Linked DNA regions of Mus musculus: region 1 is linked to region 2. The links are chromatin contacts, found by POLR2A ChIA-PET in ENCODE. All regions are on one chromosome and are shown on one strand. The core of a region is the stretch at or near the end of the contact, and the rest is flanking DNA. Distances in the headings are between cores, read along the strand shown.

Evidence for each region. ChIA-PET counts read pairs that join two places held with the same protein, here RNA polymerase II (POLR2A).
Region 1: POLR2A ChIA-PET joins it to region 2 with 10 read pairs in Patski. The contact joins the promoter of Trrap here to the promoter of Baiap2l1 in region 2. POLR2A ChIA-PET finds 5 or more read pairs at or near these places in 2 of 5 experiments (Patski and embryonic stem cell).

What each region holds. Positions count from the first base shown.
Region 1 is chr5:144,767,340-144,770,132 of GRCm38, forward strand. It overlaps Trrap (transformation/transcription domain-associated protein), which reads left to right and starts at 1,455. Exons shown (of 71, transcript NM_001081362.2): 1 at 1,455-1,508.
Region 2 is chr5:144,356,638-144,359,641 of GRCm38, forward strand. Baiap2l1 (BAI1-associated protein 2-like 1) reads right to left here and starts at 1,475. Exons shown (of 14, transcript NM_025833.3): 1 at 1,154-1,475. The coding sequence starts at 1,204. It overlaps Dmrt1i (Dmrt1 interacting ncRNA), which reads left to right and starts at 1,286. Exons shown (of 2, transcript NR_102374.1): 1 at 1,286-1,407.

The DNA of each region.
Region 1 (2,793 bases), core at 205-2,704, 410 kb after region 2:
CAAATGTAGTTGTCTCAGGGTGACCTAGCAGCATAACACCCGAGTTTGCCTTTAAGCCAACTGGATGTCAGTCTATCTGCCCCTATCCCAGGCTGGTCTCGAACTCAGAAATCCGCCTGCCTCCCCCCCCCCGGCCCCCCCCCCCCCCCCCCCCCCCAGTGCTGTGATTAAAGTCTTGCAGGAACTACTTCACTCTCAGGCGGCTGATCAGCAATAGAGCGCTGGCCTAGTGGATGTGAAGCCCTAAGTTCAACACCCAGCATTGCTGGAAGAGGAAAAATAAAATCTCAGGGAAGGAAGTCCAGCCCTGAAGGCCACACATACACACACACACACACACACACACACACACACACACAGCTGGCCTAGTGGATGTGAAGCCCTAAGTTCAACACCCAGCATTGCTGGAAGAGGAAAAATAAAATCTCAGGGAAGGAAGTCCAGCCCTGAAGGCCACACATACACACACACACACACACACACACACACACACACACACACACACACACACACAGTGAACCAACTGGAGAGGTATTTCGGGTGTCAATCACCCTTCAGTCTGGTTCCTGCGAGGAAAAGGGACACGGGGTTGGGTGTGGAGGCGATGACGAATCTTGAAGCTGCAGCAGCCCAGAGCCCCACCGGCCTAGGTGCTCAGCAGATAGGTCACCCAGGCGATGATTTAAAAGGACAGCACGCCCACCCAAGGCGGCAGACCGCCCCTCCCTGCCCCGCTGCCCGCCCAGGCCGCACCCACTTGGGGGCGGTGCGCCCGAGCTTAGTTCTGGTGGGCGGACGCCGCGGCTTTAAGCCGGGGCGGGACTGAGCGAGGAGCAGCAGCGGCGTCGGCGGCGAGAGTTCTTGGGGACTCGGGCCCGGATGCTGGGGGCTAGTCGGCAGGTCCCGGTAAGCGCAAGGGAGGGCGGGTGAACGGTCCCGGGAGATGCACGCGCGTGCGTGTCTCAGGCGTGGGAGAGAGTCGGTGCAGCACGACGGCTCCACGGAGAAGTGGAGAAGGCTGTCCCTGCTTGACCGAGGTCCTTCCGGCCCCCCAGGAGCCCTCCTAAACTAGATCAGCCACACTGCAGCATTTAGTCCTCCGCGGCGCCGGGCTGCGCTGGAGCGGATGGAGGGACGCGCAGCGCTAGCGGCCGCGGAGGTTGGCCCTCGGCGCTTGCCGTAGCTCAGCGGCCTGCTGGGGGGCAGTCGCTGAGAGTCCCGGGAAGGATCGGCGACAAAAGGAGGGAACCCGAAGGCCGTTTGCGACGCGAAGGGATTGAGTGAGGAGTCGAGGGGGCTGCGGCACCCCACCAAAGCCATCCTGGCATCTGCGGGCCTCCACGCAGGCTCCTGGCTCTCTGGGCCAGACGCTGAGAGTGAAGGTAGCGGCGGCTACGGCGCCCCCTGGCGGCCCGGAGGCGCGTTGTCCAGCCAGCCGGGCGTCGTGGGCGGGGCGGACCCGATGGAGGACGGCGGGCTGTGGGGCCGTTTGCCTTTTCCTTACCTGGGTGGGGACTCCGTGGGCTCGAGGGCATCCAGGCCTGAATCCATATCCTCTCGAAAAGCTCAGAACCTCCTTCCAGAATCCACAGGCGGATAGGGTAGCCCCCTGCTTTCAGGTTCTTGGCCCAGGGAGAAGCTAGGCCTGGTCCCTGGGAGGATCGGGTGGGAGCTCGGAAGTGGCACTTTTACTGAGTGGCTTATAAAAAGGAGATTAAGTGTCGCAAAAGTTTGCGCAGATGATTGGGCTATAGCTCAGAGGGTAGAGTGTCCCCCTAGCACACCAAACCCTGGGTTCGATTCCCCAGAACCTCCTAGCCCTGGGGTGATGGTACACAGGCCTGTCAGGGGTCGGGGCTGGAAGCTCAACAATCAAGGCCAACCGTACATCTACATCAGCCTGCTCCTCCTACCCGAGCTACACAACACCGCCTCCACAGCAGAAAAGCTAGATAAAAAGTTTGGCCAGGATTAGGGCTTCTGTTTTGTTCTTAAGAATGCCTTGACCCTGAGTCTAGTTAATAGTCGGTGAGTATGAGGGACCTCCAGTGTTTGAAGGAGGAACTCTGATAGGAAAAGCAAGAGTTTGCCAAGTCACGGTAGCAAGGCTGATAGTATCCTTAGCTTTTCTCTTCTCTCCCTAGGAACAGGGTCTCTGGTATTATGTAGGCCTGGCTGGTCTAGAACTCACAGAGATCCACAGAGTCCTGGGGTTAAAGGCGTGCACTGGCACACTCAGCTTTTTATTTTTTAAGCATTTGCTTGTTTGTGTATGTGTGTTCGGCATGCATGTGGAGCTAAGAGGTCAGCCTGTGGGACTCAGTTCTCCCCCTCCACCCTGTGGTCACATATCAAGATAGGTCTCCAGGTTTGGCTCCAAGCGCTTTACCTTATGAGCCAGGAGTCAACGTTCCTGTTTTCCAAGTCACTGTGGTGCTTTTAAAGTATGCTTTGGGGCCGGTGAGTTGGTTCAGTGGGTAAAGGTTGCTTGCTGCCAAGCCCGATGACCCGAGTTCAATCCCTGAGACCCACACGGTGGATGGAAGGAACAGACGTCCCACAAGTGGTCCCCTGACTTCCTCATGTGCTGTGTGGCACACACCTTCTTCCACCCCAGTTAAGAAAATGTAATGATAAAAAGCATGCTTTGTGTTTTGTGCCTCGACTGTAGATAAGATCCACAGTCTTTGAGGTAATGCTTAGGAGAATAGTTTATTATTTATACAATACTGGGGGATAAAACCCAGGACAAGGCTCTACCATGATGTAGTGTGTATATTTTCCCAAGGTCTC
Region 2 (3,004 bases), core at 225-2,724:
GGAACTAAGACCTTGCAAATCTAGAAACTCAATTTTAGGGGTGAAAAAAAAAAAACTAGAGAAATGACCAAAGAGTGGGTGAAAAAAGAATCTAGAGAAATGACCAAAGAGTGGGTTTTAATCATGACTACAAGTAAATTTAGAGAACTTTAAATCTCAGGGGTTCAGTGGACCTAAGTGGAATTAAAACAAAAGTTGTTTTGTATTCTATTAATAGCAGATGATTAAACGGATATCTCATTTCAAATGGAATTCATTTATAAGTACTTAAACTTACTAAACTGGCCACTAATCCCATGTCTGTTTCTGGAAAAATTCTCTCACATAACATGCCAGTTAAGCGACCAATCACCACACGTTCTGTCAGCTTAAGTCAATTCTTATTAAAATCTCAGTGCTCTCTGACTCCAATAACCTCCCCAAATCATGAACGTAGAAACAGTCCAACTGCGGGCGAACATGCTCATAATAATTGTATATAGATGTATAAAACTGTCAAAACGCTAAACAAAAAGTAATCAAAAGCCAAATCGAACTTAAAAGCTACTGTATGAAAGAGTCCAAGAGGGCGAAGGCGTTTCAAGTCTTCCCAGGAGCAGATTCCCTGGCAGCCTAGAAAATTCCCTGAGCCGAGGGAGCCAGGCTCACCTGGCGATGGATTCCTAATTACGGAGGAGTTTCTCCCCTACATTCTTTCTTTTCTCCGAGGAAACTCGAGCTTGTCTCTTTTCTCTCTCTCTTTTGGATCTGGGGAGGGGTTAGCCCCAGCGGTCAGACCAGCGCAGTCACTGACCACAAAGAGAAGTTGGGGGAGGATAAGAACCTCTCGGGGACCCCGCGGATTGTCGTCCACGTCTCCAATCCCCTTCCCCCAACACGGGAAATGTGGGGTCCCTGGGAGTCTCCAAGGGTCCAAGGGGGAAGGGGAGGCCCTTATCATGTAAAGTCCCCACTTTATCTCAAAAGCGAAAAAGAATCTCGACCGACCCCGCTGGCGACAATGGTCAGCTGCTTGTCCGGGCTCACGTTCCTGGCCTCGAACCCTGGAGTTCCCAAGTCTCCGGGCCTCCCAGCCTCCGCCCTCAGCCTGGAACCACAGAGTCCCGGATCCCCCCGGTCTCCCGTCTCGAGCTCCGCAAAGTCCCACACTTACCCGGTACGTGTTCTCCGTGAGCCGGTTCACCTCCTCCGGCCCCCGAGACATGGCTGCAGCCTCCGGGAGGGCGAGCGCGGGAGGACGCGGCGGGGCCTCGTGGCCGCCGGGCGGCGGGAGCGCCTAGGACTTGAGACTGAGTGGTCCTTGAGAGTCGGCCGCCGCCACAGCTGTCAGCGGGAGAGAGTCAGTGCGCGTCTCTGCTGCCAAAATGTCAAAACTTTGCGGCGCTTCGGTCTGTAAGGAGCTGCGAGGTAGACGTAGCCTGCCAAGGCTGGGACGAGCAAAGGGACGGGCAGCCCCACCTGAGGCGGGCGGAGTGGGCGGGGCCGTACGGCCAGAGGGCGGGGCAGCCCCACCTGAGGTGGGCGGGGCCTAGGCTGAGTACTCTAGAGTGGGCGGGGCGGCCTCGCGCGGAGACAGCCTGGTGGGAGGGTCGATCTTTTGGGGCAACCGGGGGAACCTGGAAGAGACTTGTTGCGCTAGGTGGGCGTGGCCTAGGGGCTTGCTAAGCGGAGCAGAAGCCCGGCCAGCGCGCCGGACTGATTGGCCCCAGCTGAGACGTGGAGCGGGGGTGGGGTCTGAGAGGCCAACAAGAGGGAGAAGCCAAGGGGAGGGGACGCGCCCTTACTCCCCCCACCTGAAATGGACTGATGGGCGTGGCCTAGATGGCGGATGGGCGTGGCCGAAACAAGAAGGGACGGAGTGAACGAAGTCGCCCTAGCTGTGTCCGCCAGAGTGGCACCGCAGAGTTGAGCCGGTGGGCGCGGTCTAGCAGACCGATGGGCGGTGCTGAAGCGAGGATGGCGTGGTTTAGACAGCCCCAGCTGAGGCAGGCAAGGGAATGGGAGAGTCTTCCTCGTGTGGGCGTGGCTGAGCAGCCTGGTGGGCGAGGCTGGAGCAGTACAAGGCGAGGTGGCTGGACCCAGTGGACCAGGCCATCTCGCCTAAGGCTTGGCAGTGGAGGTAATACCTCTGTTCGCCCTCTCCCGGCCCTCCCAGAGTTCCAGCCAAGCCCCTACACTGTGGTGTCTTTTAGAACAGGACCTGGACCTTTGGGCTTCTAGGTCTTTGGTCTAGTGTCCGCCACAAGGTGCTGGCTCTGAAAGCTCGAGGCTCACATCCTCCGCAGGTGAATCCTCTAAGCTCTCTGCCTTTGAGTAACTTCCACATACCTCCTACGAATCGGTTTCCCTGATTGAAGGTCCACGGGGCATGGTTTCTCATGGATGGAGCCACCCACAATTTTGAAAGTTCCGGGGTGCCAAAAAAAGTAACTAACGCCAAGATCTGATTACTGGAATAACAGAACATTAAGAATAAGTTTAAAATCCCATGCTTTACAACTATGTAAATCACAAGACTGTCTAAAAATTTCCTCTGTGTGTGTGTGTGTGTGTGTGTGTGTTACAAGAAGTCAACCTTGGGCGTCATTCCTCAGCCGATATCTACTATATATATCTTGGAGACAGAGTCTCTTACTGAAGTAGCTAAAAAGGATAGACTGATGGCTATCAAGTCTCCACAAGCCCCATGAATCCACCTGTCTCCCAAATTCCCAGCACTGGGAGTACAAGAGCATATCTACTGTATGTAGCTTTTCACATGGGTTCCGCAGATGGAACCCAGGTCCCAATGTTCGCACCACAGGCACTTTACAAACTGACCCATTTCCTCAGCCCCCAGGTCGGCTGAGGCGTCTAGGATGTCTGTGCTTTCTTTCATCTTGTAGAGGCCATGTAGGTGTGTGGCTCCTGGCACATTATTTAAAACTTTTATTTTATGTGTAAGCTACTTGGACTGCATGTATGTCATCTGTGACTGATACATATATATGTACATGCCTGGTGC